Linked DNA regions of Homo sapiens: region 1 is linked to region 2. Evidence: chromatin contacts called from ENCODE Hi-C or POLR2A ChIA-PET data. All regions are on one chromosome and are shown on one strand. Each heading gives the region's core, a stretch centred on a gene start or an enhancer-like site at or near the end of the contact. The rest is flanking DNA. Distances are from core to core; before and after follow the strand shown.

Region 1 (4,182 bases), core at 1,683-4,182, 150 kb after region 2:
CAAATTAAAGCCACAACGTGATACCATTATGACTACCAGAAGGGCTAAAATGAAAATGACAGAGGATATATCAAGTGTGGCAAGGAGGCAGAGTAACTGGAACTCTCAACTCCTGCTGTGGGAATGTGTTAACTGGTATAAGGTTTTCCTTTGGAAAACTCTTTGACAATAACTCTAATAGCCAAGTTTATACATACCCTATGTCCCAGAAATTTCATACCTTGGTATATATTCTTGTGAATATAAATAGAGAGATGTATATTCACCAAGAAACACATATAAAACATCCATGCAAAAACCAGAAACAACTCACATGTCCATCATCAGTAGAATAAATTGTGAGACACAGCATCAAGACTGAAAAACCACAACTACACACATTGGGGATGAGTAAGTATCAGAACCCCTAAGCTGAGCCAAAGAAGTCAAGCACATACTGTTTGATTCCATTTATAAACAGGCAAATTGTTAAACACAGGCAAACGGGGTTCTTTTTTGGAATGACGAAAGTGTTCTAAGACTGTGGTGATGGTTGTGTAACTGTGAATATGCTGACAACCTTTGTACACTTTAAATGGGTACAACTGATGGTATGTGAATTACACGCCGATATTTTTTAAAAATTATGATGTTAGAAATTAGGACCATGGCTATGACTAGAAGAGGACATGAAGAGATTTCTGGGGAGTTAATAACAATTACCTTTTCTGATTGGGGCGCTAGTTACTTTGTTTACTGTGTGAAATGTTTACTTTGTGAAAAACCTATCATGATGTGATACTCTAGTAATTTTTCTGTATGTATGTTATACTGCCAATAAGAAAATTTACATTAAAAGAAATGTAATTTAGCACTGAGTCTTAGGAAATAATTTTCAAAGGGCCAAGCCACTGTCCTCTCAACAGACACTTGACGCGTAACACTAGACTCCTTGCAACTATTCTTGCCCCAAACCTATCTTATACTTAATTAATTTATTACTTATTTTTGAGACACGGTCTCACTCTGTCACCCAGGCTGGAACGCAGCAGTGTGATCACTGCTCACTACAGCCTCGACCTCCTGGGCTCACACAATCCTTCCACCTCAACCCAAGTAGCTGGGACTACACGTGCGCGCCACCACACCTGGCTAATTTTTGTATTTTTTGTAGAGATGAGGTCTCACCATGTTGCCCAGGCTGGCCTCAAACTCCTGAGCTCAAGTGATCTGCCCGCCTTGGCTTCGCAGAGTGCTGGCATTACAGGCGTGAGCCACCACACCCAGCCAAACCTATCTCGTACTTTAACTGACCTCCCATTTATTTTGTAATACCTTGTTTAATCTTGCTTTATCCAACAATGTGCAACCAGCCCAAGGTGATCAGCTATACATACTGCCAATTTTCTAACAGATGGCTTACAAGTTTCTGTTCTCGGTTCTTCTATGGACGTCTCCTCATTTTAAACTTAAGAATTACATATTACGGCAGAAGTATTTAGCATTTTGAAGTACTGTAGGTTCTATAATCTGCTAAATTTCACACTAACAATGAGAGCCAAGTGTTATCTCCATATTAAAAAAAATCAAAAAAGAATTATAGTCCTTTTGTCCTAGATTCATCTAACAGGTCATTTCCTTCTTTAATTCTACTGATAATTGCTTTAATCGGTGGTTTTCCAAACAACTCCATTAAAAAGTGGGCAAAGGACACGAACAGACACTTCACAAAAGAAGACATACATGCAGCCAACAAACACAAGAAGAAAAGCTCAACATCACTGATCATTAGAGAAATGCAAATCAAAACCTCAATAAGCTACCATCCCACACCAGTCAGAATGGCTATTATCAAAAAATTAAAAAATAACAGATGCTGGTGAGGTTGTAGAGAAAAAAGGAACGCTTTTATACTATTGGTGGGAGTGTAAATTAGTTCAACCATTGTTGAAGACAGTGTGGCAATTTTTCAAAGACCTAGAGACAGTAATACCATTCAATCCAACAATCCCATTCCTGGGTATATAACCAAAGGAATATAAATCATTCTATTATAAAGACACACTCACATGTATGTTCACTGCGACACAATTCACAATAGCAAAGACATGGAATCAACCCAAATGCCCACCAATGATAGCCTGGATAAAGAAAATGTGGTACATATACACTATGGAATACCACACAGCCATACAAAGGAATGAGATCATGTCCTCTGCAGGGACATGGATGGAGCTGGAGGCCATTATCCTTATCAAACTTACACAGAAACAGCAAAGCAAATACCACGTTCTCACTTGTAAGTAGGAGCTGAACAATGAGAACACATGGACACACAGGGGTAACAACACACACTGGGGCCTGTTGGAGGATGGCGGGTGGGAGGAGGGAGAGGATCAGGAAGAATAGCTAGTGGATGCCGGGCTTAATATCCGGGTGATAGGATGATGTGTGCAGCAAACCACCATGACACATGTTCACCTATGCAACAAACCTGCACATCCTGCACATATACCCCTGAAATTAACATAAAAGTTTGAAATTCAAAAAAAAAATCAGTGGTTTTCAAACTGCTGACCACCATACATTAATGAGTTGTCAACCAATTTTGAGGATAACCACCAGCATATTTTTAAAAAGAAACACAACAGATTAGAAAACATAAGAATGTGCCTTGCACATGGTACGGCCAGTGACTTTGTTTCAGGTAGACGTGCCTGTGTACATGTAATACTGGGTCTCCATACACTTGTTTTGAGTTGTGGTCCAAAAGTTTCAAATTCTACAGCTTTTACACTTCTACTTCCCAGGATGGCCAAACTTAGAAAGGCAGGCGCAGACTGCACAGACTGCAACGCTCATGGTTCCTAACATCTCCTAAGTCTGAAAGGAAAAGCAGTTGACCGCAAAGGCAATTTAGTTTTGGCAAGTTGTAAAACTGTGAGTTAAGGAAGGCCAGGACAGCGGATTGCAGGAGTGACTCTTGACTGTCCCGGCCTGAAGCTCAGTGAAAGAGTCTGAGATCACCAAAAGGCAGCTCGAAACTTCTCAGCTGCTCTCATTGGTAAAATTATGTGTTAAGCTTGAACACTGTGAGAAAAAGTTGAGGAAGTTGGTGCTTACAGAGAGGGAAGAAGAGACTCAACAGAAGGAAGTGGCCTAGTGAGAGTGACCAGCAGAGGCAACACAAGGATTCATTTAAGCAAGTTGTATAAAGTTTACAATGGGGGAAAAATAAATAATCAATGCTTTCATGATAAATTGTTCTGATCAACGTAAAAATACATTCTTTTTTTAAATGAGCATGTTTTTCAATATTCTGAATGGGGTCAGCTCACACCATAGCTGCGCGGCTGGCCACACTGCCCTCCCTAGCTATTCCACACCACCAGAAATTATTTTTAAATTTCAAATGATTTTAAAGTTACTGTTAACCATTAAAGGACTAGCGTGTGGTTATAGTTCAGCCAATGGAACTGCAGAGTCTGTGATGAAAACCAGTTGCCATAACAGTGTTCCCATAGCAACCCTCTGGGGACTGGCGCTGGCTCTTGCGCTCTGGACAGCTGGAAGCTCTTGCGTCAATATACCGTGAGAAAGTACTTTTCAGCTCAAGACTCCCAATATGACACCATACCATAGATTGCTATGGGATAAACTTATTCTTTAGGGGCTTCATGGGAGTATACTGGGGGAAGGAGGAGGCACAATCCATTAAGTTGTGTTTACCAGACATGCAGACAAAGGAAAGAGGCAGAGCTCAGCTTAATGCTCCCTTTCATTGAAACTGCCCCACTTCGTTCTACCATCCTTCTGTGTGAAGCATTAACCTCATGGGGTGGGGCAGGGTAGGCGGGGGTACAAAGGTGAGCACATGTGGCTGAAAAGCAGCCAATGATATGAATCCCCAAATTCAAATCTATCAAAGATTTGGAAACACTGGTGTTTTCCAACCTGCTTTCTTTCCGGATACATTATTACTTTCTTTCCAACAAAAAGGTGGTTGCATTTCCAAGTTATTTACTGAGATCAAACCCTAGAGTGCTCTGAAGTGCTGGAGTAGGTCAGGATATCACCAGAAGGCAGAGCTTAGCATTAAAAGTCATACTGCTATCAAGCCTGTTTCCTAGTCCTCTGAGTTCTCACTGAGCGCTCTGGGCCCACAGCAGATCACTAAGTTCCATTCTTAGCGACAGCTGCCTG
Region 2 (4,086 bases), core at 848-3,347:
TTTTCTCTATCTTCTCCTCCATGGATTCCTCCCCTTTGTGACCACGTCCCAATCTAACTGAAGAAAACGTCCTCTGTGATGCACAGCCTCCTCCAGCCAGTGCCCTCTGCTACCCCTTCTGCTCTGCTCACAGCAACCGCCGAGAGATGGGTCTGCACTTGCTGTCACCCCCTCCCCACAGGCCTCTCGTTCCTCATTCTGTGGTCGTCCAGCTTCTGGTGCCATCGTACCCCCTGGTCACTGGAGGTCTCTCGCCCCTAGCTCCACAGGCGTGCTTCTGCCCTGCTCCCATGTGGCTTCTGTGGCTCTGGGCTCATTCGAACATGCTCCCTTTCAGTTCCCCCGGCTCTGTGGCACTACACTCTCCTGGGCCACCTCCTCTTTGTCCCCTCTGTCCCTGGCTCGGGGCAGGTTCCCTGCTCTGCTCTGCTGTCCCTTGAGCCCTGGTGTCCACGAGGTCGTGTCTTGCTTGTCTTCTCTCCCTGCACCTTCCCCTGGTGTGATTTCACCCCCATCCACAGCTGCCACTGCAGTCTCTTTGCTGGAGACTCTCCGTCCTCTGCCCCAGTCCTGACCTCTCTCCCGAGCTCCAGGCCATCTCCACTGACTGGCATTTCCTCACAGATGCAGCTGGAATCTAATGATGTCGTCGTCTTTCTGCATCCAAATGTGCTCCCCTTTCGTTGTCACCTCCTTGTCTTTGTGATGGGCACCATCACCCCTGCAGCCCCCAAAACCAGAGACTTGGGAGTCAACCTTGACCTCACCGCTCCCTCCCGCTTGCCTCCTCCTGTTCCCTCAGTCACTACTCGCTGTTATTCCTGCATCTTAAACAGCTCCCTATCCATCTCTTACTCTCCATACACAGCCTAATAGTAATTAGGGCTTCCATAAACCTCTCCTGGACTCAAGATCTCCTTGTTCATCTCTGCGTCTGGCCTTGACCCCTTCCAAACTCCCCTATATGAAGACACTGAGCATCTTTCTAGAATTCTCATCTGATCCTTGCTCATAATTTTTTTCCAGCTTCCCATTATCCTCAGAAAAGGACATCTTTAGCGTGACTTGCATGATGTGACTTCTGCTTAACTGTCCAGCCTCACCTCTTCCCACTCCCCTCACCACACAACACACACACACACACACACACACACACACACACATTATAAGCAGCCAGCAGCGGTCAATATATGACCAAGAGCACCTTGAACTGCAAACCATTGTTTAGTGCTATAAGGCTTGGGAACAATGTCTCTCTGATATTGTTCACCAGGCAAGCTTTAGAAATAGGTCAAGAAAAAAATATAAGGAAAATATACACAACCCAAGGAAGTCTGCGTCATGTGTGTGTGTGTGTGTGTGTGTGTGTGTGTGGTCTTTTCATAGGCACAACTTTGTGCTCAGAATGAAGCCTACATGTCTGGATTATTCTTTAATTACATTTTCTTCTACCAAGTGTCCTGTAGTTCTGATCATCTCAACTCCTTGTAAGAAAATAAACAGAGATTAGATTTGCCTCTTCAGAATTTGAGTTTCACAGACAATAAACTGAAGCAAGCAGCAAAAAAATAAGAGAGGAGAAGTCCGATCGGGGAGGAAGGATTTTACAGCCAAGTCCACAGGCCGGATTCTTGGTATCTTCCCTGGCTGATGGAGACAGCAGCTGCTACTTCCTGTCACTCGCAATAACAATGATGGCATGGATCTAAAATGAGGTTCCTGCTAACCAGAACTTGCTATATTTCAGCTAGGTGTCCCAGTTAAGATTTTAGAGGCATTGAGATTCTAAGCATCAGAGGCTTGGCTGCAGAAACTCACAGCTTATTGCTTTCATTATCATGGCTCTTATTTGCCACCAAGAGTAGGCATTTTAAATGTGACATTTGTGTTCATTACAAAATGAAATCACTGGTCCATTTAATTAACACTTGCTGTAAATATTCAGTGATTCCCAAGTGCCCAGGGCTGGATGGGGAAGGGAAAGGGAGAGCAGGGAGAATGGAGGAGGAGACCTGGCTGATGTCATCTGGCTGGGCCCTTGCCATCTGACTAGGCAGTGTTCAGTCTATTGCAACCAGAGGCTTTCACTTGTCAAAGAAGGGGACGGGACTCCCCGAGGCTTTAGAGGCTGTTTAATATTTAATAAGCTCAAACACATAAACACAGAGCACCTATTTCGTTCTCCTTCAGACTCTCTGATAAAATATTCTCGGGTCGGGATCATCTGAGCTAGTTTGGGTGGGCTGTTGCTTGTGGAGTCAGGAAACCTCTTAGCAAGGTCTGCGCTCCATCTAGAGTGTTCCTTTAGACTCAAATAGATGCCCTAAGATTCAGTCCTGCTAAGTGTGCCCCCAAAACCCGTTTAAAATGTAGGTCTGATTATGATTCAGCTGTGGTGAGGCCAGCAGATGAGGAGAGGACAGACATTGAAAAGATTGTCACTCAGTTCCTGGGAGAAGGGGCCACACCATGCCACGCAGGGCCATGTGGGAGGCATTGGGGAGCCGGGAAACAATTGGGCAAGAGCATTTTTTGTGGTTTCTTTGGGGAGGAACGGGCAAGGCTGGGAGAGCAGGCTTGGGATTGGCTAGTTTAAATAATTTCAGCGGGCTCTGCAGCATGGGGGCTGCCCCCTAGTTGTCTGGTACGTGTCCCTAGGGTGGTGAGGGCAGGGAAATAGTGGCCCTGGGTGTGAGAGCCGAGAGGTGGTGGGAGGGGTGGACCCTGGATCCATGGTGACATGTGGAAGTCTTGGGGTCTGGAAATTGGCTAACCCTGGCACCAGCAGTCCCTCCAGGCCCAGCAAGGTCACAGACATCCAAGCATCATAAAGCCATGGTCAATACACAGCCAGACTCGGAACTGTCCATGCAGACCCTCTGAATCCGAGACATAGCCTTCATTTATTTCCCTGGTTACCCAGAGACCTGGAATGTTCTTTGTGAACCCTGGAAGCACTCCCTGCTCCATGCTGGTAGTTAAGGAAATGCAACATTGCCACCTACTGCTGAGGCTCTCCTGAAAATCAGAAAAAGAAGCCACTTTTTTTTTTTTTCTTTTTTTTTGAGACAGATCTGCCTGCCTCGGCCTCCCAAAGTGCTGGGATTACAGGCATGCCCGGCCAAAAACTATGCCCGGCCAAAAACTATGCCCAGCCAAAAACTGGATTAAAAAAAAAAAAGAAGAAGAGGCTGGCCTGTAACCTGAGTACTTTGGGAGGTCAGGGTAGGATAATTACTTGAGCTCAGGAGTTCAAGACCAGCCTGGGCAACATAGTGAGACCCCATCTCGACAGAAAATAAAAAATTAGTCAGCATGGTGGCTTATATCTGTAGTCCCAGCTATCTGGGAGGCTTAGACAGACAGGTCACTTGATCCCAGGAGGTCGAGGCTGCAGTGAACTGTGGTTGCACACTGCACTCCAGCCTGAGTGACAGAGCAAGACCCCATCTCAAAAAGAAAAAAAAGAAAAAAAAATTTTGACTTTGAATCCAAACCCTCAGCCCTCCCCATCTTCCCAGGAGGCTCTTGTCCCTGGTGCCACCGGTGTGCACCATGCCTCTCTGGGCGTGCGGGTGGAGAGGTCTGAGCTCTGTTTCTCTGCAGGCGTTTTTGACTCAGCCGTTCCCTGGCAGGGAGGGAAAGCTCAGGATGAGCTCCATACCCTCCCCTAACAGAACAATGATATGACAGGCCCGGAGCTCACGGGGTTTTCCAGGCTGTCGTCTTGGTGATAAAAGTTAACAGGAAACTGCTTTCCACTTCCGTCGAGAGGAGGTGATTTTTTTTCTCTTCATCTCAGAATATGCGTGTTATTTCCTGTACCTTCTCTGCCCCTTTTATGGCTAGACAACAGAGAGCTTGGTGGAAATGAAGGCAGTCACAGAGATGTAGAATTTGCCACCTCAATTCAGTTTTCCATCATATGAGAGTGGAAACGAAAAGGGAAGCGTTATATTTTCTTAATATACTATTCAGGAGAAAATTGGGGTGGAAGAGGCAGGATGTCTTTACTCTTTACTTTTTAAGAACTAAAGCAAATGAGATTCTTTTAAGAAACATATGGCATTACTTTGAAAATTAAGT

The links. A loop is a pair of places that touch in the nucleus more often than their neighbours do. ChIA-PET counts read pairs that join two places held with the same protein, here RNA polymerase II (POLR2A). Pooled maps may share reads with other maps.
Region 1: POLR2A ChIA-PET joins it to region 2 with 10 read pairs in CD4-positive, alpha-beta T cell. The contact joins two enhancer-like sites. A Hi-C loop is called at or near these places in 1 of 168 maps with a recorded cell type or tissue (GM11168) and 2 of 50 pooled maps. POLR2A ChIA-PET finds 5 or more read pairs at or near these places in 2 of 52 experiments (CD4-positive, alpha-beta T cell and CD8-positive, alpha-beta T cell).

What each region holds. Positions count from the first base shown.
Region 1 is chr10:13,633,226-13,637,407 of GRCh38, reverse strand. It overlaps a transcript of PRPF18 not described here. Among named protein-coding and RNA genes, the nearest start is that of PRPF18, 48 kb to the right of the region's middle. Within about 2 kb of position 2,932, at least 10 of the 41 ENCODE cell types and tissues checked have a DNase peak (open chromatin) inside an H3K27ac peak, as active enhancers do.
Region 2 is chr10:13,786,847-13,790,932 of GRCh38, reverse strand. All of the region lies in intron 5 of FRMD4A (FERM domain containing 4A), which reads left to right. Among named protein-coding and RNA genes, the nearest start is that of PRPF18, 200 kb to the right of the region's middle. RefSeq lists enhancers at 2,034-2,624, 3,440-3,489. Within about 2 kb of position 2,097, at least 25 of the 41 ENCODE cell types and tissues checked have a DNase peak (open chromatin) inside an H3K27ac peak, as active enhancers do.